Linked DNA regions of Homo sapiens: all the other regions are linked to region 1. Evidence: chromatin loops called from intact Hi-C (ENCODE). Cell type or tissue: heart left ventricle. All regions are shown on one strand. Each heading gives the region's core, and the rest is flanking DNA. Links, peaks and the distances in the headings are about the cores only. Region 1 holds the start of LOC105372899 (a long non-coding RNA gene). Region 2 overlaps SYT14 (synaptotagmin 14). Region 3 has its middle 14 kb from the start of LINC02769. Region 4 has its middle 18 kb from the start of LINC01698. Region 5 has its middle 120 kb from the start of LINC01696. Region 6 overlaps LOC105372896 (a long non-coding RNA gene).

Evidence for each region. Peaks named below come from ENCODE experiments on the same cell type or tissue, not always from the same donor. Only the 100,000 strongest peaks of a DNase experiment are listed, where the experiment ranks them.
Region 2: a loop joins it to region 1, with 4 times the contacts of the local background. A loop is called at or near these places in 18 of 110 quality-filtered maps.
Region 3: a loop joins it to region 1, with 6 times the contacts of the local background. A loop is called at or near these places in 15 of 110 quality-filtered maps.
Region 4: it touches region 1 in a loop (2.6-fold over the local background); 13 of 110 quality-filtered maps call a loop at or near these places.
Region 5: a loop joins it to region 1, with 9 times the contacts of the local background. A loop is called at or near these places in 47 of 110 quality-filtered maps.
Region 6: it touches region 1 in a loop (6-fold over the local background); 10 of 110 quality-filtered maps call a loop at or near these places.

The regions. Positions count from the first base shown.
Region 1 is chr1:209,566,736-209,572,121 of GRCh38, forward strand. LOC105372899 (a long non-coding RNA gene) reads right to left here and starts at 1,088. Exons shown (of 3, transcript XR_922537.2): 1 at 984-1,088; 2 at 801-898; 3 at 213-252. In heart left ventricle, for the core only: a CTCF peak has its summit at 2,893 (motif pointing right); a DNase peak (open chromatin) is centred at 2,896; H3K4me3 peaks cover 228 bases.
Region 2 is chr1:209,986,682-209,992,067 of GRCh38, forward strand. All of the region lies in intron 2 of SYT14 (synaptotagmin 14), which reads left to right. Among named protein-coding and RNA genes, the nearest start is that of SYT14, 51 kb to the left of the region's middle. In heart left ventricle, for the core only: a CTCF peak has its summit at 3,090 (motif pointing left); no DNase peak of the experiment used is centred there.
Region 3 is chr1:208,649,697-208,655,082 of GRCh38, forward strand. No RefSeq gene overlaps it. Among named protein-coding and RNA genes, the nearest start is that of LINC02769, 14 kb to the left of the region's middle. RefSeq lists a silencer at 2,663-2,849. In heart left ventricle, for the core only: CTCF peaks have their summits at 2,798 (motif pointing right) and 4,709 (motif pointing right); no DNase peak of the experiment used is centred there; H3K27me3 peaks cover 180 bases.
Region 4 is chr1:209,351,473-209,356,858 of GRCh38, forward strand. No RefSeq gene overlaps it. Among named protein-coding and RNA genes, the nearest start is that of LINC01698, 18 kb to the right of the region's middle. In heart left ventricle, for the core only: a CTCF peak has its summit at 3,031 (motif pointing left); a DNase peak (open chromatin) is centred at 3,049.
Region 5 is chr1:209,204,757-209,210,142 of GRCh38, forward strand. No RefSeq gene overlaps it. Among named protein-coding and RNA genes, the nearest start is that of LINC01696, 120 kb to the right of the region's middle. RefSeq lists an enhancer at 3,134-3,193. In heart left ventricle, for the core only: a CTCF peak has its summit at 3,089 (motif pointing left); a DNase peak (open chromatin) is centred at 3,065; H3K4me3 peaks cover 1,084 bases; H3K27ac peaks cover 271 bases; H3K27me3 peaks cover 1,845 bases.
Region 6 is chr1:209,246,031-209,251,416 of GRCh38, forward strand. The region is part of intron 2 of LOC105372896 (a long non-coding RNA gene); the gene reads right to left. Among named protein-coding and RNA genes, the nearest start is that of LINC01696, 77 kb to the right of the region's middle. In heart left ventricle, for the core only: CTCF peaks have their summits at 2,835 (motif pointing left) and 3,039; no DNase peak of the experiment used is centred there.

The DNA.
Region 1 (5,386 bases), core at 169-5,168:
AGATCTAGAAAGCATTCACCTTCTTAAGGCTACAACTGAACCTATTTCCAGGTGATTTCTTAACTTCAGGTAAGTAGCTTGGGCCTTAGTATATGTATTAGTCCGTTTTCACGCTGCTGATAAAGACATACTCAAGACTGGGGAATTTATAAAAGAAAGAGGTTTAATTGACTCACAGTTCAGCATGGCTGGGGAGGCCTCACAATCATGGTGGAAGATGAAGGAAGAGCAAAGGAACATCTTACGTGGTGGCTAACAAAGAAAAAATGAGAGTCAAGCAAAAGGGGTTTCCCCTTATAAAACCGTCAGCTCTATTGAGACTTATTCACTACCGTGAGAACAGTATGGGGGACACTATCCCGATGATTCAATTATCTCCCACCAGGTCCCTCCCACAACACATGGGAATCATGGGAGCTACAATTCACAATGAGATTTGGGTGGGGACAGAGCCAAACCACATCAGTATATTTGTAGTTAAATATTCTCAGGTGTTTAGTGTTTAAATATCTCTACCAAAGGAAAGAAGTAAAGCAGAATGGATCATCCCAAACACTGGTGGCCTCTGGGGCAAGCTCCCTGTATAACTGGAAGCTGACAGAGCGAGATCTCACCTCAGGCTTCTGGCACCTGTTTCATTCAAGATCAGTTACAGCTGTGGTTCTCAATCCTGAGCTAGATCAGAATTACCTGAGGGAGTTGTTAAAACCCAGACTCTGGCCCCATCCTCAGCCTCTGATTCAGCTTGCGTGGGGTGAAGCCTGGGGGTTTGCATCTCTTAAACATCCCCCGATACTTACCTGGGACCAGACTGGGAACCACTGAGCTCGGCTCCGCTTTGGCAACAACTCCTGAATCTCAGTGACTTTGCACCACAGAAGTTTATTTTTCGCTTGTGCTACCCATGGATAAGAAAGAGTCAGTGCAGCTCTGCTCCACATAGTCACTCAAGAGCCCAGGCCCACTTAGGTCCCCCCACCCACCTTATAGCTGCAGCTTCTGGAACATGTGACCTTCTTGGTTGCTGTGGCACAGGAAAAGAAACTGAAGAATCATGTGTGGGCTTTTAACTGTCTCAGCCCAGAAGTGATGATATAAGCCACATGCACTCACATTTCACTGACCAGAGCTACTCACATGGCCCTGCCCACATTCCAGGCAGGAGTCTTCCATGTCTCTAGAAGAAGTGGATTGGATGTTGGTGAATGCTTGTACTTGTGGGGACAAGAATGACTTTATTTTAAATGGTAATTCATCATGTAACTTATGACTAACCCCGAGTCCAGGAATGCCTCCAAAATGTCTAGTTGATGTATTACTCTTTATGTAGGAACATCTATTCATTGTAAGTTTCCTCCAAAACAACCCTTGTAGTTGCAGAAATCAAAGGCTGTGACACCCATAGCCATCTACACATCCCTTCCAGAGCATGTATGCTTTTTCTTCAAGATATAAGCCCTGGGTCTGGGGGGTGTTGTGGTGCAGAGATCTACCTGTCTTGGGACCACCCAAGACCTTGCTTCTGCCTGTAAGTTCCCCATAATAAATCATTCAAAACTGACAAACTATATTTGTCTGCCTCTTTCTTTGGTTACTTGGCTCCTTCTGCATTTGGAGGTTGCCTTATACATGCGGCCCTTTCATGGAACAGTACTGTCAACCATACCAAGCAAGCATATCTCTTTTCACTCTCAAGAACATGTGTGATCACAGCAAAATGGGGTGGTGGTTAGCGGGAACAAATATCTGGCCTCATAAGTCTTGGTCATTTATGATGATGATGATGATGATGATGACAGAAAATAACTACTGAGTGCTCACTATGTTCCAGGAACTGTTCTAAGTAGTTTTTGTGTATCAACTCGTTTAACCCTCACAATAACCTTACATGGTAAGTACCATTTATACCCATTTTATAAATGAGGAAACTGAGGCAAAGTGTGATTACATCGCTCACCCAGGTCATAGAGCTATAAGAGACACAGCTGGGATTATAATCCAACCAGTCTGACACCAGAGTCCATGTTTTAAATCACTGTTCTGCTCTATCACTACCCAGCTAACTTTATTTTTGAAGATAAGAGGAGACTATAGTAGAAGGCCTGATTATGATTAATAGATAAGTGAATAGTTCAAACCCGAATAATCCAAATACAAACAGTTCTACAGAGAGGGGATCCCCACCCAAGCATCTCTACTGATATCCCAAATATGCCCAAATATGTCAAAATGGTTTCCAGTTCCAACAGAAGGGCTTTCAGGGTCCTCACCAATGCCCCACAATGTCTGGAAGGCCATTCAGGTAGTGTCTGTTCCCCCCTAAAATCACACTCTTCCTAGTAAATTGATCAGGAGGATGGACAATTTTTTTTTTTTTTTTTTGCATTTCTCAAAGAATTGCCTCCCAGGTCATACAGATCCCCCTTAGGAGGATCTTATGCCCACTTTCCTCCCTGTTTCCCCCTACACTTCCCCTTGGCCCTATTCCATCTGGAAAGACAAACTGTAGAGTCCCCAACCTGACCCAAGCATCTACTCTTTCTCTACCCTGGTGGGCCAGTGGCAGGTTCTTATTTGACAATATCATCATAAGAGGATTTAAGTCTTAGCATCAGTAAGAAAAAGCAATTCTTCAGGTTGAAGCATCTACACAAAAAATAACCTTTCTCCCTACTGATTGTGATAGCCTCTTGTAACTTCAATAAGTATGCTATTAAAAACTCTGTTTCTTTATTCTGTCTCACCAAATACCCCCTCCCCACAATAAATTGAGAAATGAAATATATATATATATGAGATAGAAAAATCCCACCTGGACTCACTGGATTAGGTGAATTTGTTTTCCTCATTGGTGGATGCGTAGGATTTAGCTGCAAAGAGCCTCTGGCCAGCAGAGGGCGATAGTCTCATAGCTTCAAATGTAAGCTACAGGTCCGCCCTCAAAGGTATCTCTCGGGGAATGTTTCCCTCATCAAGAAGAATCTGTTTAATCCGAAACACAGGACGCTCGATGGTTCTTGTTAGTGCCTCAAATGGAGTCAATCAGTGGCCTCAAAATGTCAGATTTCCTCCCTGGGTTTTACGAGTCTCTCATTTCCTGTTTTTCTTAATGAAAGTTCAAAATCTCCCTGGCAATGATTTTGAATCACCACAGTTTTCAAGAAATCTGAAAATCCTATTTCTTTTGGTTGGACAGCCATCAAAGATACATGTCAGTCATTCCATCCATCTCTCTTTCTCTCTCAGTCACACACACACACACACACACACACACACACTCAACTTTCACAATTCTTGCTGACAGCTCAAACCCATGTCTGCAACCAGAGATCCAGCAGAGAAGAAGGAATGGTTGGAAATTGACTAAGCACTCCAACAAGTTATTTTGCATCGATGATCTGTGTTATGAGAGGTCTCCAACCTGCTCAAAGGTGTGCTTAGCATTACTAAGGGCACATGGAGTAGTGGCTAAAGCAATTCTTTCTGGTCCGGTCTCCAGGTGGTTAAAGGCATGAAACATATCTTTCCTCTCTTGCAAGAGTACCTATCAGATGGACCAGCAGTGGGGATTGTGCTTTGGAAAAAGGCAACAGCAACCCACCTCTTGGCTAATTCTGACATAGAAAGCATATTGCACCCACAGCTCCTGAAGGGCACCCCATGGGCTCTGACTCAGATTGAAAGGGAAAAAATGGAGATCCAAGATTTCACGCTGTCAGCGAATCCGTGTCTTCAGAGGGTGGCAAAGGCAGACTTGGGATCCTTGGGAGCTCTCCCTCCAGCACTTGAGCCGGGAGGCATGCTGAGCCCCATAATTCCTTACTGCAGCCCTGCCCAGCCAAGCAAGCTTCCTGCCCCAGAGTTCAGTCTTAACCATCGCTGCGGAGGTGCGTTAGTTTGCTAGGAGGACTGCCTAACAAAGGTCACAAACTGGGTGGCTAAAATGACAGAAATTTACTGTCTCACAATTCTGGAGGCAAGAAGTCTGAGATCAAGGAGTTGTCAGGGTTGGTTCCTTCTGAGGGCTGTGAGGGAGGATCTGTTCCATGTTTCTCTCCTAGATTTGGGTGATTTGCTTGCAATTTTTGGCATTCTTTGGCTCATAGAAGCATCATCCTATGATCATGAACCTTTATGTTCATGTGGCGTTCTGCCTGTGTGTGCCTGTGTCCAAAGTTCCCCTTTTTATAAGGACATCAGTCTTACTGCATTAGGGGCCCACCCTCCAACAGTATGACCTCATCTAAAATTAACTAATTACATCTACAATGACCCCACTTCCGAATGAGGTCACATTCTGGGATACTGGAGGTTTGGACCCCAGCATATAAATTTTGGAGGGACACAATTCACCTCATAATGGGAGGGCATGCCTCCCCTAACGACCAACCCATCTTCCAGGCTAGATGGGGATGCCAATGGCCAGGGGATAAAGCAAACAAAAAAAAGCCACATTCATTAAGTAGATTTTATTTATTTTATTTTATTTTATTTTATTTTATTTTATTTTATTTTATTTTATTTTTTTAGACAGAGTCTCACTCTGTCACCCAGGCTGGAGTGCATGGTGCGATCTTGGCTCACTGCAGCATCTGCCTCCTGGGTTCAAGTGATTCTCCTCCCTCAGCCACTCAAGTAGCTGGGATTACAGGCATATACCACCACACCCAGCTAATTTTTGTATTTTTAGTAGAGATGGGGTTTCACCGTGTTGGTCAGGCTGGTCACTGATTGGTAAAATTTTAAACAAGAGTGGTATGTTCCATCAATCCAGCAGGGCTAGGAAAGAATGGGAATGGGAGAAGGACAAAACTAGAGGAAATAAGACCAACTCAGAGGCTTTTACTATAATCCAGGTAAGAGATGATGAAGTCAACCCATGAAGAGATGGAGAAGAACATGCAAATATAAGAAATATTTAGGAGGTAAAATCAGCGAGGCTTGGAGGCTTATCAGATGTTGTGGAGTAAAGGAGGGTGGAGAGTGCAAGTGGCTCAGACTTCTAGGTTGGATGATGGAGAAGACGACAGAGGACACAGGTGGAGGAACAGGTGGGGAAGAAGATGTCAGGGTCATTGTATGGCTCTGCTTTACCCCAATCCTTCATGCTCCCGGCTTCACTTCACTATCTATTATCTAATGGTTTCTCACTCCCTGTTTAGGTGCAGTTGTGGACATGCTGAACTTGAAGTGACTATAGGACAGGGGTGGTGTTCATCCCTGCCTTCAAAGAATTCATGTTCTAATAGAGACGACAGACTCTATTAGATGTGTGATCCAAATATGCCTAGACTCAACTACTTACAATTCCACATTCCATGCTCCACAATCCCCAAAGTGCCCTGGAAATCTAAATAGAATTTTTTAAAATATAAATTTGAAGTAA
Region 2 (5,386 bases), core at 154-5,153, 420 kb after region 1:
TCTCACTCTGTCGCCCAGTGCAACCTCTGCCTCCCGGGTTCAAGCAATTCCCCTGCCTCAGCCTTCTGAGTAGCTGGAATTACAGGCATGCGCCACCATGCCCGGCTAATTTTTGTATTTTTTGTAGAGACAGAGTTTCACCATATTGGTCAGGCTGGTCTTGAACTCCTGACCTTGTGATCCGCCCACCTCAGCCTCCCAAAGTGCTGGGATTACAGGCATGAGCCACCATACCCGACCCAATTATCTTTCATTTTCAAACTTACACAGATCCCTAGGACATGAACACAATGCAACCAAGCTCTTTGTTAAGGCATAATATGAGTTACCTTTGCTCCAGTTCCCAGTGTGTTTGTCATTTCCATCTGAGAACTCAGCAGCCTGGACTTGATTGTCCATATCAACATCATCATTTTGGTCACAACCATTTAACTCATCTCTAAGCAGTTCCAAACTTTCCCTCATCTTCCTGTCTTCTTCTGAGCCCTCCAGACTATTCTAACCTCTGCCTGTTACCCACTTCCAAAGTTGCTTTCACATTTTCAGATATCTTTATAGCAGAGCCCCACTCCTTGGTACCAGTTTTCTATATTAGGCAATTCTTGTGTTGCTATAAAGAAATACCTGAGACTGGATAATTTATAAAGAGGTTTAATTGGCTTAAAGTTTTGTAGGCTGTGCAAGCATGGCGCTGGCATCTGTTCAGCTTCTGTAGAGGCCTCAGGAAGCTTTTACTAATAGTGGGACATGAAGTGGGAGCAAGCACTTCACATGGTGAAAACAGGAGCAAGAGAGAATGTGGGTGAGGTGCTACACACTTAAACAATCAGATCTTGTGAGTACTCACTACTGTAAGGACAGCACCAAGCTGTAAAGGATCTTCCCCCATGATCCAAACACCTCCCACTAGGTCTCACCTCCAACACTGGTAATTACATTTCAATATGAGATTTGGGTGGAGACAAATATCCAAACTATATCCTTTTGTGTGACTCAAAGTTGTGTTGTGTTGTTTTACAAAATTTCACCTTTTGCTTTTCAAAGATCATTTAACTGGCAAGGACTTCTAGATTAGCGGCTTTTATTCTTTCAATACTTTAAAGATAGTGTGCCACTTGTTCTATCTTTTATTATTTCTGATGAATCTCTTGTCAGCCTTACCTCTTTTCTTTTGTAGATAATGTGTAATTTTTCTGACTACTTCTGTTTTTATCTTTACAACTTTAATCCATTTGAATATAATGTTCCTTTGTGTAGTTTTCTTCGTTTTTTTCTTGTACATTGAATTTACTGAGCTGCTTTTGGTGATAGTTTTCATTAAATTTGGAACAATTTTGACCATCACTTCTTCAAATGTTTTCTTGATTTCTTCTTTTCTCATCTCTTTTGTGGGGACTTCAATTACACATGTATTTATCTACTTGAAGTTGTTCCACAATTTACTGATTATTTGCATTTTTTTAGTCTTTCTGTTGTGTTTATGCTTTCTGTTGATATGTCTTCAGGTTCATTAACATTTTCTTTTGTAATATCTGATGTGCTGTCAGTCTCTTTCAGTGTATTTTTATCTAAGACATTTTAGTTTTTACCTTTGGAAGTTTGATTTAGGCTTTTAAGAAAAGTTCCGTATCTCCTCTTACCACATTCGATCATTCCTCTGGTTCTTCAAACCCATGGAATATATCATCATAATTGTTAGTGTCCCTGTCTCCTAATTTTATCAATTTTCTGAGTCAGTTTCGATTGATTAATTTTTCTGCTAGGTTTTTTTCATTTTGCTTCTTTGCATACCTGATAATTTCTTTATTGGATGCCAAACATTGTGAAGTTTCCCTTGTTGAGTGTTAGATCTAATCGTGATTAGTTCTTGAGCTTTATTCTGAGATAGGTTAAATTACCTGAGACTTTCCTTTCAGTCTTGCTTTTCACCTTTGTTAGGAGGGGCAAAACCTGCATTTAGTGTAAGATTAATTTTCTGAAGCAAAATCCTTCATATGTCAGTCTAATCAGTGGCTCATAAGGTTTGAGATTTTAAAATTCTGGATCTTCAGAATAGTCCCCATTTCATGCTCTGTGTAAGATTTGGCATGTCTTCCCTCTAATCCTCTTAGGCAGTTTTTTTCCCAGCCTCTGATTGTTTCCTTACATGTATGTGCTAAGAAGTACTGAACTGTATCTTAGGAGTGACTCAGTGCAGGTGTCTGGAGTTCTCTGTCTACACAGCTTTTTATTCCGGGACTCAGCCACATGAACTTGAGCACACTTGGCTTCTTCATACTCCCAGGTTTATCTCCTCAACACTCACCTGACTGTACAGTGACCGCACTGTCCCCTTTCTCCAGGTAGTAAGCTTGGAAAATCATAGTCATACAGATGATCTCATTTTTTTTCTTCCTCTGAATGATCACTCCTTTATTGCCCATCTTCAGTGTCTTGAGTGCCATTGTTTCATACGCTCTGTCTTGTTTTAGTGTTTTCAGGTGGTGGGAGAAATCTGTCCATGTTATTTTATCTTAACTGGAAGTAGAAAATGTGATTATTAGAATGGGGTCATTTTTGGTATTTAAATAGACTATATAAAAATCTGCAGCAGCGATTTCAGGAGAGACTGGGAAATTACACAGGAACTGAGAGTCCTGGATTAGAGAACAAGATATGGTGAAATTTAAGAGGAGACAGAAATTTGATTATTTAGAAGAATTGGAAATTGGACAATGTAGGTTTATGAATAAAAAGTAAAAACAAAATTTATTAAGGTAGAGAATTAGTTTTATCTTACATTTACCTTAAGGAAAGGCATTCTCTAGCTGTCTGCTCTTCAGCCTTTGAATCATTGTCTTAGAACATTTCATTTGATTTCTGAATGAGATTACTTATTAAGTTTTAACATTCCAGAAATGGTGATATAAATGTAGTTGCTTATATCATCTTTCTTCCTTTAAAGCTTAAAGTTAACAGTGATAAAAGATAATGTGTATTATATTTACGTAGAAGTTAAATATATTTTATATTACTTTTTGAGCATGTCAGGGGAATTATAGTATAGTTATGTTAACTAGTAGATATATGGTGCCATCTAATGGCTAATATGAAAATATATTTAGTAAATACTTCAGTGCTTTGCCTAGTGTGTATATATGAAATTTTACTGTGAAATTATTGTTGCTTTAGATGTCCAAGGCGTCGTTTTTATTTAAACTCTAAGATATATTTATATTTTCATTTCAATTTATACTTTTTAAAATTCAGCTATATATTGGTCTGACTTTTCATCACGTTTAAAGCCATGTACTTGCAGTTAGCACAATTTAAAGTATATTCAATATAAAATTAGCATATAAATCAATTTTAATAAACAAGTAAAAATTACAGACCTCCTGTTTGCTATCTTTTACTTCTGGTTCCTTCAAACTGGACCCAATATGTAGTTATAAATTATGCCTTATAGAACCTCAGCTTTATTGTAAACAGAATTCATTTTCCCTCCACCTTTCATCTGTTTTTGTACATTTTACAAAATATATAAAAAATGTTAGAATATTGTATTAGATTGGTGATTTTTAAATGCTGTTCCAGATTGTTAGGGCTTCTCTAGAGCCACTCAGTCTGTGATGGAGATGGCTAAGTTTAGAAAATTAGCATATCAATGGCTCTAGAAGTCCTGCACTGAAAAACTTCTCAACTTTATTTAGCCCAATATTTCCTGAATACGTTTCATCATGGAACGCCCCCACCTTCCTTTTTAAAAATCTCACATCTTAATATCTGTTGATCTAGTGTTCCTCAGATGTCATTTTGGCAGTTGTCCTAAATTCCATTTTTAAGGATGAAGGAATATTTCACATATATATATATACGTATATATATGTATATATATACGTATATATATGTATGTATATTTCTTGTTTTAATGAAATAAAGTGTGTTGCTTTTTCTTATCATATGATAATACTTGTTATTTATCAAAAATTTAGCAGTATGCCATTTACCCTGATGTGATTATTACACATTGTATGCCTGTATCAAAATAACTAATGTACTCCATAAATATATACACTTATATATATACCCATAAAAAATTTAAAAAATTAGTAAATACAGAGTAATCATTGTTTCTTTCACATTCTTGTCATTTCCTCGTTAGAAAAAGCTTTGTCAGATTGGTATTATTACAAAGTTGGAGGTATCACTTTACCTGACTTCAAATTATACTGCAAGGTGTTAGTAACCAAAATAGCATGGTATAAAAATAGTCGCAGATTAGTAGAATAGAATAGAGAACCCAGAAATAAAGCCCCACACTTACAGCAAACTGATCTTTGATAAAGTCAACAAAATTATACACTGGGGAAAGGACACCCTATTCAGTAAGTGGCGCTAGGAAAATTGGATTGCCATATGCAGAATGAAACTGGACTCCTAACTCTCACCACATACAAAAAATAACTCAAGATGGATTAAAGCCTTAAATGTAAGTCCTGAAGCTGCAAAAAGTGTAGAAGAAAATCTAGGAAAAACTCCTCCAGACATTGGCCTAGACCAAGAATTCATGACTGAGACCTTCAAAAGCAAATGCAACAAAAACAAAAGTAGACAAATGGGGCTATATAAACTGAAAAGCTTCTGCACAGTAAAAGAAATAATCAACACAGTGAACAGACAACCTGCAGAATGGGGGAAAATACTAGCCAACTTTGCATCTGATAAAGGTCCAATGTCCAGAATCTACAAGGAATGCAAACAACTCAACCAAAATCCCTCAAATAACCCCATTAAAAAGTGAGCAACGGAAATGCACAGACATTTTGCAAAGGAAGACATACATATGGCCAAGAAGCATATGAAAAAATGCTCAACATCACTAATCATCAGAGAAATGCAAATTAAAACCACAAGGAGATACCGTCTTACACCAATCAGAATAGCTGTTATTAAAAAGTCAAATAACATCTAACCTGGCCAATATAGTGAAACCCCATCTCTACTGAAAATACAGAAATTAGCTGGGCGTGGTGGTGTGTGCCTGTGGTCCCAGCTACTCGGGAGGCTAAGGCATGAGAATCGCTTGAACCTAGGAGGCAGAGGCTGCAGAGAGCCAAGATCACACCACTGCACTCCAGCCTGGGCGATAAAGCGAGACTCCGTCTCGAGAAAAAAAAAAAAAAAGTCAAATAACAGATATTGACGGGGATGCAGAGAAATGGAAACATACGCTGTTGGTGGGAATGTAAATTTGTTAAGCCACTGTAGAAAGCAGTTTGCAGATTTCTCAAATAATTTAAACAGAACTACCATTTGACCTAGCAATCTCATTACTTAGTATAGGCTCAAGGGAAAATAAATCATTATATCAAAAAGATACCTGCACCTGTATGTTTATTGCAGC
Region 3 (5,386 bases), core at 158-5,157, 920 kb before region 1:
AAAGTTTACTATCTAGTGAGTGGTGGAGAATGAATTTGAGCTCAGGTTCATTCTGGATTCTTTTTTCTTTCTATGACACCAAGCTGCCAACAGTAGAAATAAAATCAATGTGTAGACATAAATAGTTGGTAGAGAAAATCAAGAACAACATTATGATTGGGTTGGTCAGAAGTTTGACCTGGAGATTAGGAGGAGTGCTTTATGATATGAGGAGCAGGATAAATAAGTTTATCCTTCTGTAAAAAACAGAAAGTTGAGACCTCAGCACTCTTAGGATTCTTGCAAGGCTTCAATAAGGTAAGTTTAGGCAAAAGCTTTTGTGAGCTATGATGAAAGCTGCACGTGTGCAGAAATGTTAACCTTTTTGTTCACTGATGAATCCCAAGTACCTAGAATGTTGTCTGGGTAAATTCTTTTAAAAAGTCTTCAGTTGAATGAGTATGTGACATTATTATTATTGTCAGTACCCTTGGAGGTTCCCTTGATGTTATTATTAGTAAAGCATCAGACACCTGAGCTGGGAGTCTCAAAATCTAAGGGACTAGTCAGCCTACCAACATCACTGTCTGTGAACCAGCTCTGAACACCTCTTGCCTACGTGCAATAGAGAGACCTGGCAGACGAGGGGACTCTGTAATTACTCTAGGGTACTTAAGACTAATGAACAGGTAAGGCCAGCACAAATAAAGGTGTTAAGATATATGTTGGCCTTCCATTAACCCATTCGATCTCTCACATCAGTCAGTCTAATTAGACAGTGGAGACTTGTGCCAGTGGAGACTTATACTTCCTGAATTCTAAGAAGAAAAGGAAGTAACTGGGAATTGAGGAGTGCAGGGAATTGATTGAAATTCCCCTATGAAAAAGGCACCAGGCATCCTACGTGAACCTTTGCACATAGGCTCTGGGTTAGGGTTGGGCATCATAGTGGTTGTCTGCCTGCCCCATGGTGTTATAAGCAGGCTGGGGCATAGGAAAATGAGGTTGAGAATATACTGCATGTTGTAGTTGGTGTACCTCATAACCTCAATACTGACAGAAACTACCATACAGTCTAGTTCTGTCTCTTGGATTTCTTTTTTCTTGTTAGGGAATGATAAGAGAAAATACCTTGTGGAGGTTACATCTGGCTTGATTTCCTCCTAAGGACTCATCTGGCACAACTAGCAGCCTCTTGCTGAAAGGAGAAATATCCCTTCCTAACTTTCATGTGGAGGACCTCAGCACATCCACAGTAGAGAGCTCAGGAAAGATGCTGTGTTGGTCCTGAGAGGTTTGCACCCCCATCTGGCTTGAATCTCTGAAAACTTCCTGTCCAGCCCTATCCCTTAGGAAAATAGAGAGGGCTTTCTCTTATAAATATATTTTTTAAACAAGTAACATCCAGAAAAAGCAAACCCATCCTTCGCTTGCTATGTCAGCCCACAAGTCAAGACCTCCATCAACAATGCCTTCTTTCTAAAACAACCAAACCACAGAAGATTGCTTCTCTTTCAGAGGATGTCCTGTGATTGTGTAAGCGGCTAAAGGCTGCTGTACTTGAACGTCCAAGTACCAAGAGATGTAGCAGGGAGGGATGACAGGCAGCTTGGGCTAGGGTAGGAGTAGGTGAGGCAATACCTGAGAAATTCTGTGAGAAATTGGAGCCTCTGTAGAGAGGGTGTGGCTGAGGGAGTGGATGGGGTAGAACGCGTTTTTACTTTTCAAACACTTTTTAAAAAATTCTACTGTCAGATGACCCTATTCATTAATTCATTTTCTCCCTGAAGACTATTGAATATTTAAGCCAGGAACCTGAGATGTACCCAGCGATTTCATATCAGGTTATATCCGGCTTAATTTCCTCTTACAAGGACTCTTCTGACACAACCAGCAGCCTCTTCCGTATTCCTGGATGGCCCCATCGTTCACTGCCACAGGGACCCAGCAACCCCCTCCTCTCTGCAGCCAGTCCATATCAAGCCGACTTCTTTTCTTCCCACCGAGAAGATTTGTTATTCTCATGTACGGAGAGGGAATTTAGAGATGAATTTGCAGGTGGAAGAAACTCTCTCCTGACTCAAAAATACTTATGTAAAATTGGCTCCAAACACTAAGCCAATTTTTGTGCAAGGGCTGGGGTTTGAGCCTGGTGAAAAACCAGTCTCTTTTTTCTTTTTTTTCTTTTTTTTTTTGAGATGGAGTCTCTTTCTGTCGCCCAGACTGGAGTGCAGTGGCGCCATCTCGGCTCACTGCAAGCTCCGCCTCCCGGGTCCACGCCATTCTCCCGCCTCAGCCTCCCGAGTAGCTGGAACTACAGGCGCCCGCCACCACGCCCGGCTATTTTTTTATTATTATTTTTTTAGTAGAGACGGGGTTTCACTCAACACTTCCATGTCTTTTCCTAGAGTCAGTAAACAGTTGATCGCAAGTGGGAAGGTAAGGGCTGAGGGCCTGACTCCTAGCTCCTACTTCATGGCTCACTAGCTGAGTGATTTTGCTCAAGAAGCCTAAATTATGACTGATCATCTCGTCTTTAAAAAAGAGATAATGATGTTACAAAATTCACAGGGCCGATGTGAGAATTAAACGTGATAATATTTGTAAAAGTGTTTTATACAACACCATAAGCATAAGACATATTATTCGTGCTGGCTGGAGGCAGATGTCTTGACAGAAAATCTCTGGAGGTTGCTCCCAATATAAACATTCTATGATTCTTCCGGCCATTTAGTCAGAGTGGAGACAAATGGCTGCAGCTGCTACCCTTAGCAACCGGCCTTCTTCGCTGTAGGCTGCTGTTTGTCACAGTGACCACTAGGTGTCACCTCCTTTTAAAATCTCTCCCCCTTTCCCAAGCGAATCTAGATCCTTTCAGAAGCAAAAGGCATTGAAGACGGGGTTTAGTCAAGACTGGGGGAACTTGGAGTACTGTCTCCTCCACAGTGACAGAGGTCTTTTGCAAGGATCAAAAGGACTCTTGAATTTAAGAAACATGGATGCATTCAACACACCACCCTTTCTTGCTTGTTCTCAGCTCTCTCTCAGTACTAGTGAGATTAGACTGTTAATTCAAGTCTGTCCAGAAAAAAACTGTGGAACCATTTTGAGGGGTCTGGGAGAAGAAAACTCGCAGCTTTATCTGAACTCCTTGAGAAGAGAACAGTATGAGGAAAAGCACCTGCAAAGCCCCCTTTCTTTTTCCATAACTAGAAATGTGTCTAATCTCACTGCCAGGACCTGTTTATCAACAAGCTCCTACTCAGATTCCCTCACAACATGCCACTAGCCTGAGCTCAGAGCAAGCAATTTGGTTAAAAAGGCCATTGAGCTCTAAGGGTTTTCACTCCAAGTCAGACAGAAGGAGGCTTCAAGAGGTTCTAAAAAGAACTCTGGACTAAGAATGGGGATACTGAGGCTTTAGGCTTCAAGAGGTTCTAGAAAAAACACTGTGCTGGCGATGGGGATACTGAGGCATTGGTCCAGGCAGTCCACATGCTAGCCGCACCACCTCGGGTGAAATCACTCTTCCCCTCTGCATGTATTTCCTTCTCTGTAAAGGTAAAGATTTGAGTAAGAGGATAATTAAAATCTCCTTCAGAGGCTAAAATTCTATAAAATCACAGAGTTACGTGTGTGGGTAATGTGTCAGATACATAACATTGACATTCATCTGCTTGTTGCCTTGTCAGGACACTTGATGAGGATTCTTGCCAGTTTAAGAAACATGCATCCATTTACTTACTAAACCCCATTCTTTCCCAAGGAGTTCAGATAAAGCCATTAGTTTTCTCTTCCTGAAGCCTTCAGAATGGTTCAGTGGTTTTTCTGGAAAGATTACAACAGACAGTGATGAAAATCCACTCGTGTTCTTATTACTCAGAGGACAAGCCAAAAAGAGCGGTATGTTTAATTTATGCATGTTTCTTAAATTCAAAAGTCCTTTCATCCTTGCTAGTCTTTGCGTGTGCACTATAAACTCCTGAAGGCAGAGGCCACGTCTTCAGTCTATCCTCCTTCCTCTTCCCCCTCCATATAGACTCAATCCAGGGCTCTGTACTCTGCAGTTGTGCAGTAAATACAAATGACTCACTGACATCAATTACAGGGGAAGAAAAGACTTAGTCTAGATGAAAAGTTCTAGAGTATTCAGGTTTAGTATAATATATCAATAATAATGGCTAATCTTTATTTAACACTAATTGATAAGCAAAATAAGGACAGAGATTTGTCATCTGCATTGTTAATTGCTGTATCCAAGAGGCTATAACAGAATAATGCTTGGGACATCTAAGGCATTTGCTAAATATTTGTTAAATAAATAAATGAATGAATATTTACCATGGGTATGTTTTACACATTGCCTTGAGAGGCATTACTATTATTTTCATCCATATTAGGGGGGAAAGAACTGAAACTAAGAATATAAAAGTAACCTGCCAATTCTCATACCTACCGTGGGCAGCAGTGGGATTCATACCAGCTTGTCTGGTCCCCAAATCTACCTTATATATAAAGCTCAACACTATGAAAACAACTTATCATTTCCTTTGATAACATATCTGAGGTGAGAATATATACTTTTCTTTTGTGATGCATTAATAATTGTTTTCCCTCAAAAGAAGAGGATAGGAAAAGATGTTTTCCCAGGTCCCTAACTCCACAGAGTGAAGAGGGGAAACCTTCCATTTCTCTGGAAAGGAAGGTTCAGGAGGAGTCAATTTACAAATCTGGCACTAGGTGGCGAAAAGCAGATTAGCGTATGTGTCACTAAGGACCTGTACTAGGATTAAGCACGGATTAAGTGCTTTGTGTGTGTTGGTGAAAGGATGAATAGGGAAACCCTGGAGGCATTCATAAGAAAAAGAACTTTGGCTTATAAGAAGAGGATTGGAAATTGCCATGATGGAAGAACCCAGGCATGATTCATTTTCTTTCTATAATTCATGTGCTTGTTCTGTAGATATCTGTTGAACACCTATTTATGTCATTATTTTTCTCAGTGCTGGGGATACAGGAGTGAACAAGACAAACATCCCTGCCCATATTATGGAGCTTATGCACTCCTGGCACACCATGGATCCTAAGCAAACTCATATTTCTCCCTTAGTCCTGCTAACCAGGGTTCAGAGAACCTACTGAAGGCTTTGCAGAGATCTTCCCAAACCTGAAAATGAAAATCATAAGAGTTGAGTTATTTTTTCTTAATTATTTCCGATATATTAAACTTCCATAAACACATACACCCTTATTTCATCGCACCTCTTTCCCCATAACTCCCAAAAGTTATGTACATCCTGATTTTATTCTACATCTTTTTTCTAGTCTTCCCAAGGCTGGGGGAAATGGACCCTGTGAAGCACAAGAATGCATAAACTAAATCAGATATTGTAAGATTATTTTATCA
Region 4 (5,386 bases), core at 187-5,186, 220 kb before region 1:
GGGGTTCATGATTTGGGGCTAAAAGAAATTGACCTTTTGCTTCAGAGGCTATTTAACTCCAAGAGATTCCAAGCTTTGCTTCCCTTCCAGGGGCCAACTTAAAAAAAAAAAAAAAAACAAAAACAAAACTGTGGCCTTAATTATCATAACAGAATGATTAGTCAGGGACAGATGGCTTAAGGTCTATTCCCCATTCTCCCTATAGCTTACACGATACACACTAAATTCATCTTTTAATCAATGTTGTAAATAGCTATCTCCTTTCATTAAATGAGAGATAGTATCAATCTTTAATGATCAGTAATATATAATGTCAGTTTCGTTCCTGTCTGATGTCTATGGGAAGAACTGTGCAAGCTGGTAGAAAGGGATAGGCTCAAAAATGTTAAAAAGCATATAGACATACAAGAATATATAAGTAGAAATTCATATAGATACACTTAGCATATGAATTAAATGATAAAGCAGTCTGAGATCATATCTGCAGTTTAATAGTGAGAAGCTCCAGCTACTTCATAACTACAGCCTTATTCTCTCAAAGCTCACATTGAAAGGCCTTCTGATTTTTAATAGGATAATAGCACTTTGGCCCTTTTGAAAGATGTGGGGTACAATTTTGATAAACTTTCCCACACCAGTCACCAAAAATCCTTCATAAGACTAACGAAATCACCAAAAGTAACTGCATTTATCGAGGAAGAACCTCGCAGGTTAAAGGCTAAGTCAGCATCAGCCTGGTACAGGAAAGTTGTTCTTGAATGGGAGACTTTAGCTCAGGCCACAGAGGCACTACCGGACGGTTTTCTTCTTACACAGCTGCTGAGCTTTTTGGAGAACCTTTGAAGTCGGCAGTGGTGGACTAACTCAGCCATCCCCTTTCACACTGCAGTCATTGTTGAGGGCCTACTGATGCAGAGACTATGTTCAGTATGTAATGGCAAATACCACTTTACCCCCGACTTTCCCTCAAGGAGCTTACTGTCAAGATGAGAAGACAGGGCAATGCTTCAAGTCACAAGTGGTGACCCTAGTTTGCCTGACCTTCATCAATAGATAGGTGGGATGACACAGAGTCACTTGGACCTAAGGATGTCCTGAAAAGGCCCAGTGAGAATTCATCAAGCCTCCGGTGTGTACTCATTTTTTGTTAGTGTTGGGCAAATGGACTGTTTGCAGAACATTATCTTAAAGCCAATTAACATCTTAGTGGTCAAAGGAATTTTCCATTTGCCTCTTGGATATCCAATCCCAGTCCTCGCAAGAGGAAATTTCAATGCCTACAAAAGCATAATGTTCAATATAGCACTGGAATTTAAACCTGAACTTCACTGTCAAAATGTAATATTGTCATCCTTTGCATTGCGGAATTATTTCTACTTTATAAAGAGTGTTCTATTTGGAGACTATCTCATCTTCATAGAATTTAGCCATAGAATCAATTTCCAAATATAATTTATTAACCTCAATTTACACATGAAGTAACTGAGGTCCAGAAAAGTTGTTCAAGACCACACAAAAATGGTGAGCAGAGGCAGGCCTCAGACCCAGGGCCCTCCAACTCCCTATCCAGGCAGGGATATGAATGTGTCAACTGCAGTCATCTGACATCAAGGTAAGAGGATGTGATTAATGGCTGTTTGCCAAGTATCCACAGATCCTAGGAGAAAAACACATTATACAAGTGCAACATATTAAGCTAATTAGTACAAGGGAAATTCCTTGAAGATGGCATTTCAATCAGAAGCTCTCTTTAGAGGTTCCCCAAACAGTAGGTAGCTCTGTAAAGCCAGTTTTTCCCGTGGTGCAGAAATCATAACCACAGTTTGGTCATGCATCTCGCTCAACACAGAGACCTGAATAGAATAAGAAACTGCTTTCAACTCACAGCGAGATGGGTTAGAGACTGAACATTTGCCCTAAACCTGCTTCACTGTAAATAAAACCAAGCTTTAACTCCAACTAAGGCTGGGTACTCTGGACAGGGGAGATAATGTAGAAATAATTGACGGTGATTTCCAGGAGAGATGGGGGCAAATAAAGGAATGTTTGTTGAATACCTACTGTGTGCTAGGCATTTTGCATGGATCCTAGCACTTCGTACTCACCACATCTTATGAGGAAAGGACGATTGTATTCTTCTAAAGGATGAGGTGGTCTTGCAGAGGTTAACAAATGTGCTCTAGGTCACATAGGCAGTAAGTAGCAGGCTCCCAACCTGCATCCAAGTACATCTGACCAAAAGCCCACGTTTTTCCCATTCTCAAGTCTAAGACAAGCCAGTCATTGAGATGATGCTGAGAAAGAACAGAGTCACATCTTAGAGAGAAATTTACCTCTGGCCATAATTTTCCACAGTAGGACCAGCTATATAACATATATGGAGCCCAGTACAAAGTAAATATGAAGGACTCCTTGTTCAAGAAGTATTAAGAATTTCAAGACAGTGACAGCAGAATATGAAATCAAAGATAGGGACCTGCTGAACACCAGGCAACGTACAACTGCACAGATTGTATGGCTATGAAGCTGGCGCTGCACCACTGAATCTGAAGGAATGAACAAGTGAGAAGGCAAGAGTCTTGGAGTTGGGGATGAATCTGGAAATTCATCCTCTGAAACAACTTCTGTGTGGTCCACAAGAGCCTCATATCTCACCAAGGACCTATTCACACACGTGTGAGCACGCGCGCGCGAGCGCACACACACATACAGGCACACGCGCTGCCTAGGGGAACTCACAGATCAAGACTGATAAAAATTACACGGCAAGGCCCTGGGGGCAATTGGAATCCTTTTTCTAATCTCGGGAAAATTCGAAATAGCATCCCGGTGACACAGCGAATGAGAGAACATCACCCCTATTGCAGCTGTCACTTGTATCTGCAATCTGGTGAATTATAGAGATTAGCCACGTCCAAGAATTACTGCACTTTTTGCATGGTTCTGTGCATGGCCCTTCTTAAGGTGGAATTGCTCAGGTTTGTACTCAGCCTCTGGAGAAGACTTAGGAAGTTCCGTGCTGCCACCTAGTGTTCAGAAGCAGGTGCAGGAGAAACCGCTGAAGGCCTCACTACTTCTGTAGGGGCTGGAGCCTTCCCAGAAGCCACGTAGAAGAACGCTGCAAAGCTTTCCTGGGCCTCAGGCAAGCTTATTTTAGAGGTCGCATCCTGCATTACTTCAAAGACACTAAAATGCACCCACATCCCACACTAAATAAATTTACATGTAGCTAAGAGTTGAGTTGCTTTTGAGTTAGTTGGCATGTTTTGTAGACAGTAGTTAAACATTGGTTTTCTTTTTGAATTATGGAGCCAATGTGAGGGTTTTTTGTTGTTGTTGTGGGGAGGAGGGCTTTTTCATATTTTCCTAAGAAAAATATTTGAAAAGCTCCTCGGCCCTAAGCTTGGTGCCTTTACTGGCCGCTACAGTAAGTAGACAGGAAAGCAGAGGAAGGCCATAGAAGAGAAAACATTGGCGATATTTGCATCTGGTTGCCTCTGGGGATCAGTCCACTACAAGCACTAGTCTTTAGTTATGTCCATGTAAAGTTGCAGCCTTGGGCTGCTGAATTTATGTAGAAGAGTCACAGGCAAACTGTGGCCAGGATCTATCACAACTTAGTATCAAGATTGTTTTTTATTTTATTTTATTTTTATTTTTTTGAGATGGAGTCTCGCTCTGTCACCCAGGCTGGAGTGCAGTGGCACAGTCTCGGCTCACTGCAAGCTCCGCCTCCCGGATTCAAGCGATTCTCCTGCCTCAGCTTCCTGAGTAACTGGGATTAAAGGCATGCACCACCACCACACCCGACTAATTTTTGTATTTTTAGTAAAGATGGGGTTTCGCCATGTTGATCAGGCTGTTCTCCAACTCCTGACCTCAAGTGATCTGCCTGCCTCACCCTCTGAAAGTGCTGGGATTACAGGTGTGAGCCACCGTCCCCGGCCCCAAGATTTTATTTTAAAATAACAAAAACAAGAAACTCCTGGTCAGGTGTGCTGCCTAATGCAATTCCCAGAAAAGGCCCCTGTCCTCCCACAGCTCTGTGAGCTGCTGACAGGCAAGAAGCCAATGACAAGTTTCATGTCCTTCCTTCCCTGAATCCCTCCAGGGAATGAAGAGAAGAGGGTGTGGAGAATGACTTTTAATTACATCAGACCATAAATGCTGAAACCCCTTGCACAGCTCTTGGAACAGAGACACAACATGCAAATGTTAATCCCCTGCTTCTCCCGCCTGGATTGTGCCTCTGCTTAGCAGGGACGGGCAACTCCTTGGTATACGAGCACAGAGGCAAAACCAGGAGGTGCAAACATAACCAGCTTCATTTAAATGAGGACAAACTGGAGCAGGAAAAGAACCGGCAAATTCATGTTGGAAGAAGCTAGAGCGGGCATAGCTAGCAGCCTGCTCTCTCGCACAGCTGAAGGAAATCTATGTGGATCACCTTGTTACTTATGGATGGGTTTTATAATCCTGCACCTTTGTGGATTTAAGATTTCTGTAGATTTAGGGCAGGGTTTTATTCTACCAATTAGTCTTTCTTTTCCTCCCTCCCATTATGTGTTCTTCAAGCTCTTTAATTTTATCTTCAACTGCACTGGCCGAGACCGTTTCCCCCATTAACTATTTGTGATCACAGTTTACTGCAAGCCTGCTTGACCCAGCTTATATCTAAGGATTATGGGGTCATGTGATTCAGAGTTGGGAGAGAATAGAATCCAACTCCCTCCAGAGCCAGAGTCTTCTTCCCAAGGCTCTTTCAGACCCTGCCTCAGTTCTACTTCTTCAACAAGGAGGTTGTCACTTTCTGAGGAAGGCTGCTTCCTTTCAGTGGTAAAGAAGCACATCTGCAAGAAAGTTCTTTCTTCTCCTATCCCTTTAAGATTTAAACCAAGATGAGTGAGTGATGCTGTGTTTGGGAGTAGGCATTTGACTCCTTTCTGACACCACTGGGAGCCCCACACGGCCTTGGGCCTTGGCGGATTCCACAGGGAACTGACAACATTCTTTGGAGAGACACTGAAACAACCAGCCCCACTCTATCCTCTCGAAATGCCTCCAAGGATCCCAGACTTTTGTGAAAGGAGGTAGTCGAAGGACTCTAGGGACGCTTGAGCCTAGAAGACGATGAACAACCTCTTTCTTACACTTGAGTCAGGGCTCAGTTCTGCTCTGAGATCCTGCAACTCTTCTTTGTAGACACCAGCCAATGGCACTCTTGAAATTTTTGAAAACAGGATCCTACAGAGACTTGTGTGTATATCTCCACAGACCAAGTATTAAACTACCACTTCAGCGCCATGGTTCTTTGTGATTTTAAATGTGGGTGAGTGGGTGTCCAAGTGCTGAAACCTCAATTCTAGGCTTCTGAAATCTAGAAGGA
Region 5 (5,386 bases), core at 195-5,194, 360 kb before region 1:
CTTTTGCCTTTGAGTTTGAAGGGTTCCCTCTGGCGACTAGAGCTTGGCGAAGACTCTGAGTGTAATATCGTAGAAGACACCGAGGTGTGAGCCACTTCTAAATACTGGGTCGGGGCTAGGGCCACGAGAGGGGAGTGGCGAGAAGTGTGTGTGTGTGTGTGTGTGTGTGTGTGTGTGTGTTGAACAAAGGGGTGCAAGTTAAATGGGGCTAAAAAAGAAGGAAAACAGATGGAGATATTGACTAGGCTGTGTTCACTTTGTTTCTGCGATACATCCTCCCTCCCTACCTCCACATTACCATCCAACCCTTTGGGAATTACTGGCCACAAGGACCTTTCCCTGCTTTTGGACATAAGCCTCATACTCATTGCACAAACTCTCCTCTGTGTTTAGAATGTGTCAGGCATTACGGAAGCAAGGATGACAAGGGCATGGCTCCCACTCTTGACAAGATCCTAATCGTGTGCTGAAGACAATTCTGCCATCCCAGTACAGAAGAACATGTTCTACAAGGACTGAGCGAAGTGCTAAGGGAACAAATGCATCTGTTCTGAGTGTCTGGGGCAGCTTCAGAGGACAGGGGACATCTTATAAAAGGCTGAAGGAGATAAAGAAATTCTGTAGAATTCTGGGCAGAGAAGACATACACGTAGTACAAAAGCAGAAAATTGCTCAGCCTGTTTTGAGCGATGATAAATTCTGTTGAAGAATATTGAAAATAAGAGTTGTAAAAGTTGGTTTTACAACTGTTTTACAACAGTTGATCTTACTGTCAATTGCTTTATATGCTACAGTTAGCCGAGTCCTTTTAATTGCAAGTAACAATACCCAGGCTGGAGCTCAGGTTTGGGACAGGGAGAGTTGTTCTCATTGTTAAGAAAAACTATTATAGAAGTGCTAAGATGTCTCACAGGACTCAGGAAGAAGGATACAGTTAGGCTTCAGAAACAACTGGAAGCAGGCCGGGCATGGTGGCTCACGCCTGTAATCCCAGCACTTTGGGAGGCTGAGGCGGGTGGATCACAAGGTCAGGAGATCGAGACCATCCTGGCCAACATGGTGAAACCCTGTCTCTACTAAAAATGCAAAAAAAAAAAAAAAAAATTAGTTGGGCATGGTGGCGGGCGCCGGTAGTCCCAGCTACTTGGGAGGCTGAGGCAGGAGAATGGTGTGAACCCAGGAGGCAGAGCTTGTAGTGAGCAGAGGTAGCACCACTGCACTCCAGCCCGGGCGACAGAGCGGGACTCCGTCTCAAAAAAAAAAAAGGAAAAAACTGGAAGCAGAGACTTGCATATTGTCAGTAATCCAGTCATCTAGATATCACAAATTTCTGCTCCTCTCTCTCTCTCTCTCTGCCTGTCTTTTTCTCTGCATGATATGTACGTGTGTTGTTTAAATGCTTTCTCATTTACTTTTCTTGTCCACAAAATGAGAAACATGGCTGCCAACGCACCCTGGCTTTCAGTCTTACATTCAAGGAATGCAAAGAGAAAGTGACTTCTTTTTACCCATTTCAGTGCCAAAATTCCCAGGGAAGAATTTAACTCAACTTAGGTTATGTCAGGTATCTATGGAACAATCTGCTATGGACATGGGGCATTACAATGTTCAAACCAGCATGGGTCCTTTGCCAAGTCCTCAACCAATATAAGAAAACTGGGCACTGGGGGAGGGATGTCTTCATGCAGCTACTATTCTGCAGCCTATGGATAGACAGAGGGTCAAATCCTCAAATTAAAAAAAAAAAAAGATAGTGCTGAGCAGACAGTTCTATAGGAGCCCACTCCACCATGAGCTCCATTCAAAGCCACAGGGAAATATTACCAGCTTCAAGGAGACAATGACATGGTCTGATCCAATCTGTCCCCAAGATACGGACAACAATCTACTTCGGAATTTACCATAGCATCTAATAATTTTATTGTCAGCAAGTGTTTCTTTATATCTGACCTGTCATATCTACACTTCCTTTAGAGAATATGAAATATTCTCCTCATGACCACAGACTCAAAGACAACTAGTAAGTATTTCTAAAATGTGTCCCCTATAATCAAGCACTGACAAAAAGACTGCCACGTAGTGAGTATTCGGCTAGGTTCTAGGTTTTTAATAGCAACTAAGATCCAGTCCATGCTGACAAGGAGTTTGAAGTCTGGGACCTAGCAAGACGGCAAAGACAAATCAAACCTCCACCAACTAGCCAGCAGAGCATTTGGTTATGTTTCTCTGTCCCCTTCTGAAGACCCAGCTCTGTGAGAACTCGGAGGATGCAAAGACTGCCTCTCCCACTGCCCTCCCCATCCCTGACCTCCAGATGTTTGGGTGCCAGCAGGTTTGAACCCAAGATAGGCAACTCTGCACCGAGAGCTCCTCTCCCACTCGCTGGTGTGCAGTTCAGTCACAAAAGAAGCCCTCTAGTTCACAGGCTGCTGAGCCCTGACAAGGAGGAAGCAGAGGGCTTCAGGCCGAGCACAGCCAGCCCACGAGACTCTGTGAATCCACTCCATGGATGCTTGCTTGCCCAGAGGAAGTTGGTACCCTGAGTCTATCATGCCCTTCCTGGTGACCGAGCCTCAGCACTTCCTGAAAGAGTGAGCAGCCTGAGAATCAGGACACCTTGGCTCTCACCCACAGGGAGGAAAAGAGGCAGATAAATACTCCTGGGAATCAGAGAATCGAGCTTAGAAGCTCCACGATCTGCCGGATCAGCTGAGCTAGGCAGAAACTACCATTGCTGGAAACCAGGGCCAGAAAAGGAACATGTGGGTGGCACACGCATGAACATCTGGTGCTTCTGCTGTGACTGGTGACTCTTCCACTCCTCGTTGGGGGGGACACAGGGCCAGGAGACTGGTCCTACCACTTCAACCCCAGCTGTAACCCTAAACCCCCAGCCGAGTTAAACCCCAAATCATTACTCTGGAGGCTTGGGGAACGGAGGCAGGAGTTGGCATTATTTTTCCACGCAAGTCGGAGCCTGAAAGCTTTGTTTCAGCATAGGCGGAAGCCTCCACTCCAGGGCTTGGGGTGGGCTCGGGAGGCCGCCCGCCGTCGGCCTGACTCACAGCGAGCTCGGCGCTCCCTCTTGTGGCTTCTGTGTTCCCCGTCAGCCTCGGGAAGCTGCCGGCCACCACATACAAATGGACTCCGCGTAGTTAAGCTGTCAGGTCTAATGTATTTATTTGACTCTCTCCTGTTAAAATGATTTCTCTACAGCACTGCGGTTATTTACGACTATTGTCAGTACAAGGCGATGAGAAGGCAGCAGCAGAGGAAAACAACAACAGCTGAAGGAAAAGTTCTGTCTGGGAGGGCTGGGTGGCTGGGTGGCTGGGTCCCGGGCTTTCCCGCGGCTGCAGCGGCTGTGTGTTTACTTTATCTGCAGCGGGGGCTTCGGAGCTCATCCATCCATAATGCAGAGCCCATTGCCCTCAGCCCGCAGTTCACGGCCAGCCCCAGTGAGCGCCCTTGCGGAGGAGCTGTGGCCCGGGGAGGACACCCCCAGCTCTTTTGAGCGCTAAACATTTTCACAGAGACCCCGCGAATGGGCTTTTGGCTTTTCTAGGGTCCAGATCGAGTTCTTTCTTATACAGAACCTGGGACCCAGATGTCGTCCCATGGTTTGTCATTTTGGGTACTGTTTGCCAGAATGCCGTCCCTGGGTAGCAGCATCCACGTCACCTAAGAATTTGTTAGAAATGCATACTCTCAGGTCCCACCCCAGGTTGAAAGAATGGAAGTTCCAGGGATGGAGCCCAGTCATCTGCCTTGTAACAAGCCCTCCAAGAGATTCTGATGTGGGCAAGTGTGAGAATCACAGACCTAGAGAGTTAAGCCCCAGGACAGACCTTGAAGTGAGTTTCCACAGAGAAATGACCCAATACTCCTGCACCCCAGTCTCTTCCTTCTTTTAAAGGTTCCTAGAGGCCAGGTGAGTCCCAACCTCCCCTGGAGCTGATTTGGAAAATGATCCGCTCTGACCTGCAGTAGCATGGAACAGGAGTGATCTGAGAGAAGCAGGATAAGGTAGTGGTTAATGACACAGGTCCTGCAGTCAGTCTGTGTGCAAATTTAGATGACTCCACTTACTGCTCCTGTGATCTTGGGGAAATGACTTAATCTCTGTAAAATGAACATGAGATAGCTTTATAGGGTTATTATGACTAGATGAATTCATTCAGAAAAATTCTTTGAAGAGTGGCTGACATGTAGTGTTAATAAATGCTAACTGTGATTCCATTTTGTAATATTGGCTTCCATGTCCATCTCCAAGTCTCAGTCATCACTCAAAGCTGCAGGTTCATGGATAGATCACTTGTTATCAGAAGACCTGTGTTTATATGTAGCCTGGGCTGCTTATAAGCTACAGCACTTGGTGTAAGCCACTTAGCTTCTCTGTGCCTCAAATTTCTCATCTAAAAATCAATACCTATCTCAAGTTTTCATATAAATTATCCCATTTACTCCTCGCACAAGCATTTGTGCTAGGAAAAACAGGTCTCTCACGATGCTCATTATACAAATGAATCAACTAGGACTCAGAGAGGCCAAGTCATGTATTCAAGGTCACACAGCAAGTAGACGGTGAAATCAAGACAGGAATCCATTTCATCTGAGTCCAGGTCTAATAAATTTTTATGAGATAATGCCTGTGAGGGCACTATACAAATGATGGTTATTATTGTTGTTATTTTGGAGGGGCAATCAGAAGAAAACATCCCATTTTCTGAATGTGAATTCAGGAAATTAAAATAACAAACCATAAAGTCCTTCTGAAAAAAAAAAATAAATCAATAACACCAAAAAAAAAGAAAAAACCAACAAAAAATAGAACATTCCGCTATAGAACAAGCAGCAACATTCTGCTGCTATGATTGAGATAAAATCACAAAAATAAATAGAGAAGTGACACCACCATTTTCCCCTTCCTGGGAGATGTGTCTGTGTTCATGAAAGGTACGGAACTGACAGCAGGAGTGGATGGTGTATTTATTCCTGGGACAAGCACGGCCTCATCTGTTTAGCATTTATATAGTGCTTGCCTCCTCTGCTGCACCAAGGCGCCAGGGAGAATGGGTTATCACTGTGAAAGCTGAGGAGCAGCTGAGGTCCCTGAGCAGGACAGAGGGTCTTTCCACAGCTCCACTCCACCCCACCCTGAGTAAGGAAGGGACTGGGTGGCTTCAGACCCTCTCTGCAGGTTTGCCTGTGCTGCTCATCAGCAAGGGATTCACAGAGAAGGAGCCCAGGAGGAGAGATCTCCGGAAACACTCCTCCTGAGATGTTCTGCAACAAGCAGCTTCCTTCCCCCGTGTGGTAAGGAAAAGAAACCTCCTGCAGCTGATCTCTGGGAAATTATCCTTAAACACTGATTCTATCCTGACCC
Region 6 (5,386 bases), core at 100-5,099, 320 kb before region 1:
GAGTGGTACCTCAGAATGTAGCGTTCTAGGCCATAGTTGGACATCTGGGTGGAAATGTCCAGTTGTTGAGTTGCATGCAGAGGAAGGTCTTCTAGTTTCCTTCTGAGAGGGATTAGCTGAAGCCACGAGAGTGTACAAACTCCCCAGCAATGTGAGTGATGTCAATGTGGAGAGGGAAAGACAGAGTCAAGAACTGAAGGAGGAGAACCCACTTGCTCAGAAGTTCAGCACTGGCATTTGAGTCTCCTCCATCAGATGCTATTTACTAGGTGCAGGTGCCACTGAAAGAATTTTATTTATTTATTTATTTACTTATTTATTTTGAGACAAGCTCTTGCTCTGTCACCCAGGCTGGAATGCAGTGGCACAATCTTGGCTCACTGCAAACTCCGGCTCCCAGGTTTAAGTGATTCTCCTGCCTCACCCTCCCGAGTAGCTGGGATTTCAGGCGCGCGCCACTGCATCTGGCTAATTTTTGTATTTTTAGTAGAGACAGTTTTGCCATGTTAGCCAGGCTGGTCTTGAACTCCTGACCTCAAGCGATCTGCCTGCCTCGGCCTCCCAAAGTGCTGGGATTACAGGCGTGAGCCACTGTGCCCGGCCTAAAAGAATTTTATATCTACACCAGGGAGGCCTCTTTCTTTCTTAAGAAATAATTTTTAAAACTAAGGGAGGCCCACAAAGCTATGTGCATTATATTGTAAGAATGCTTTTCCCTGGCAGTCTGCATTCCACTGCACTTTCCTGTTTGAATAAGCCGAGAGCTGTGACACAGAAATGACTGCTGTTTGCACTGGCTGGGCTCTCCAGGAAGGCTTCTCTCCTTTCCTTTGGAAGCGGTTACTGACTAAATGATGATTCTTTGCAGTGGTCATGAGCCTTGCAGTGATCCTCTTGCCTCAGCCTCCCAAAGCGCTGGGATTACAGGCATGAGTCACCATGCCTGGCCCTTTTTTAATCCATTTTGACCTCATGCATCCCTTCCAAGAAGAAAAAAGAGGAGAGTTATGCCTATTTTTTCCCCTCTAGGTTTTTTCATTTGTGAAAAAAGTAGAGTAAGTTATTTTGCCAAGATTGCTTGGTAACTGATTGAAAGAAATAACAAATACCTGAGGAAAGTAACAGACACTTACTAATTGCCAAGCACTGTGCAAAGAATTGTATCTGCATCATCTCATTTATGATTATCCCCTTTATAAAGAGGTCACTGAAGCTTCCTAGGACAAACAGGAGGGAGCAGAGCCAGCACTAAAGCCCAGGTGGTCTGACAACAGAGTCCCTCCTGCTTAACCACGCACTACATATAATAAGGAGGCAGCTTTCATTCTTTTATAATTTAGATTTTTTTGGTTGACCTTTTGTACTAGTCTGTGTTCTTCAGAGAAATAGACCAATAGGATATGTATGTGCATGTGTGTAAAATACGTATTATATATATATTATATGTAATATACATTATAATTCTATATATTATGATATACAGCTAATTGTTATTTTATATATATTATATATTCATATGTATAATATATTATATATTCATATATATTACATATTCATATGTATAATATATATTATATATTCATATGTATAATATATATTATATGTTATATATTCATATGTATAATACATATTATATATTGTATATTCATATGTATAGTATATATTACATATAAATAAAATAAGAAATTAGCTCATGCAACTATGGAGGCTAAGTCCCAAGATCTGGAGTGGCAAGCTGCCCCAGGAGAGCCCATGTTGTAAGTTCCAATCCAAATGCCAGCAGCCTCAAGACCCAGGAATAGCCAATGTTTTAGTCTGAATCCAACATCAGGAAACAAATGATGTCCCAGCTCAAAGGCAGTCAGGCAGGCAGGGGGAATTCTCTCTTACTCTAGGCAGGGTCAGCCTTTTTGTTCTATTCAAGCCTTCAACAGATCAGATGGGGCTAGCACACATTAGCAAGGACAATCTGCTTCCCTCAGTCTACCGATTCAAATGTTAATCTCTTTCAGAAACACCTTTACAGACACACTCATAATAATATGTGACCAGGTGTCTAGGCACCCCACAGTCCAGTCAAGTGGACAGATGAAATTAACCATCATATCCATATTGTTCCCTAGAGCTACTTTGATGGATAGGGGCTATGAATTTGTTTGTTCGGATTTTTTTTTTTTTTGGTCTCTTCTCTCTGAATTCCTCTTCTTAGAAAGAAAAGTCACCATGAGCAGACAGAGAAGAAACTCATGCCACCTTCATTTGGCGACCAGTTCCCAGAAGTCGTCTGGCAGAGACCATGTGATCTTCTTTCAGGGCTGTGCCAGGGAGACCCCTCTACTGGATGGGAGCCTAGGCTACAGGGTCAAGAATTGTCCAACTCTGAGAGTCTGTGTACCTTGATAAATTTGCTCTTTCTGTGTCCTTTTCTTCTTATTTTATGTGAAGGAAGCTTCAGAGCTCAGTGATGGTGAGGCATTTGTTTTGGCTATTCAACTTCTTCCCCAAACTGGAAGGGTATTTTTTAAGGGTGTAGTAAAGTGCAGTCTAAGAATACAGCCTTTGTCATTAGTCAGAACCGAAGCTAAATTTCAGCTCTGCCAACTGCTAGGTATGTGAGTGAGTTCCTTAATCTCTGTAATACTCACAGGATTGTTGCAGATCGAAGTGTTAATGTATAAGAAGCAAGCACTTATGATGGTGCCTGCCAGGTGGTTAGCATCAAATAAGTCTTCACTGGTACTGTTATAACAGAAGGCAGGCTCATTTCACCTGTATCAGTCACTGCCTACAGCCAATAATCAGGCCAAGAGGTCCTTTGTTGCCACCTAGTGGCCATTAATTGCACTACACCACATAGCTAAACCTAACTAAATGCAAATACAAATGCAACTTAGGTGTCTAAATGAAAGAAAAGGCAGGGTAAGATTACGTACGAGTGAAACTACCACCTTCACCCTAGGAAGCTTGATTTTTAGCCTTCTGCTGCTTGGTGACAGGAGCTGCCTCCTCAAGAAAGCACTGATGCATGCACAACGAGATGAAGAACATTTTTTGTTATAAATTGGAAAGTTTATTTTATTATTTTTTTAGAATCTATTTACAAGATTAGTAAAATGTATGGAAAGGTGGGTAGAGAGATAAGCATGTGTTCGGATTAAATAGACCACAGGCCAATGCAGCATGGAAGAAAAGACTTCAGTGACGGATTGTCTGGAGCCCACACAGGGGTTTTCAATAAAATCCAGGCCAAAGTGCCTTGGGCACACTGTGTTGAAGGTTTTAGCAAACTCGAGCAGAGAGCAAGCTTCCAACTCACCTCACTTCCTTCCTCCCTTGCTCCCAAGCTCCACAGAGACATCGTTTAGGGAGAAAATAGTTAGGTAGTCTCCTTCCATTTCTCCAAATGTCAAAGTGAAGTCCAACAGAAAGCAATTAACAGATGTCTGCCCAGCAGAGAGTGTGGGAGTACCAGTCAGCAATGAGCACAAGGCATATCTTAGCATATCACAGGGTGGCCCCATTTACTCCCCATTAACCAGCTAAAAATAGCCTCTCTACTTCCTCAGCTTTCTGTCTTTATTAGAATCAGTCCCAACAGTTTAGCTCTTTCCCCCTGAAAGCTTCCTTAAACAAGTGGCAAGTGAGAGAACTAAATGTGGACTCCGCTCAGGTGCAAATTTCCCCAGGGAATTTCTAGCCCCTCCCTGCAGGTAACCCACCACCAACTATTCCTAAAATCTTACCCCAGGCCCCACTCAGCCAGCCCCCATACCAGAGGCAGGATAATAACCAAACTGTCCCTGGAGAGGGACCAGAGTTGGTTGTCGGGGAGAGATTATATGTGGTTAGATAGCAAGATCTTATTTGTGACATTAAATGAGCAAACCATAAAGCATCTAAAATGATTAATTTCTCACTGGCGCTGTCAGTGAGCTGTCATCAACTGACAGTTATGTCATAAGTGTCATTTTTAATGTCACAAGTCTATTCCCCATCAATGTCATTAAACAATTATGTTTGGTTTATAAAAAGAAAGGGGGAGGGAGGGGGGATGCGTGGAAAGCCATATGTAATGCTTAAGCAATTATATACTTTGCTGTTCCTGGATGGCAGTCCCCGCCAACAATTAAATCTTACTTGATTTGTTCATTTAGGAGGCAAATTATCAATTATTTGGAGGCGTCAGCCTGGGTAATTTTTTCCTCTCCACTGGCAGCAGCCACGGTGCCCTGCCAGGATTGATATCAACAGGATGGAGACAGAGCTTTGATAATGAGCCCTCTCAGAGCCTGAGACTGCAGCTCTGCTCTCTCTTTTTTTGTGCTAGGACTGTTGTGTTTTCTTTGTCAGTGTTTGGCATATGGGTGAGACGGCTAATTTTGCGAGCTGTTTAAATGGAGATAGATCTTCTAATAAGTATGCTTCCTCCTCCTTCCTTTTAAACATTTTGGTAAATATAACCTGTTAGGCAGCTCCTCACTTCTTCTCTTCTACCTTGGTTTTTCTTCATGCTAGTTATGCCGGGGCCACATTGCTCAACTCCCACTCCTGCCCCAGGTATCTGCTACGCATCTGTTTCAATGGATATGTTCACCAGAACAGCAATACCAATGACCCTTTCTGATTACTCTGTAGCATCAATGGAGAAACAGATGTATGTGGTGGGGAGGAGTCTAGCCTGGGTGAAGATTTAAGACCAGACTTTGTGAGAATGAAAAAGTGAAAGGCAGGAGGACACTCTTGCATTCTACAAAGGGATCCCTTTCTGCACTAGGGTTTCTGGGGTCAGGCCTAGAAAGAGTAGGTTTCTTTCTAAAGCGTTAAGGAGCAGGCCAGGGAGGGCCTGAAACATTTATTAAAAAAGAGACCCTTATATAGAATGCCGTCTGGGCAATTGTCATTTACACCTTGAGTCCTCATATAGATCTGACCCTTTCCTGGTGGATTCCAGAAACCGGTACATAACTGTACTTGGTTCAGTTTTATGACTTTGGCTTCTTGTTGGCATCTGGGGTGGACATCTGTTGTTTTTGCCTGCCAGCATCTTTGCTCTTCTGTAAAGAAGACTCCTGATTTTCCTGGCGGAATCATTTCTTGCTTACTCTCAGACCATGTACTTTGGGTGTGGTTGGCCCCACTCCAGGCTTCAGGGGTGAACAACTGGCTAAGGCATGATCCATAAAGACATCCTATTCCCCTGGCCACAGTAATTAGTTCAGAGAAGGAACATGGCTCAAATTGATCCAATGGGAGCCCACCTGGAACTTTTCCTGGTACTAGTGAGATGGAGTTTGAGTCTGGAAATGCTGGGGGCTCTCTTGCCACTACAAGCAAAAGTGTGTCTGAAACTGAAGCTAATACAGAGAAGAGCAAAGATGTGTCATTC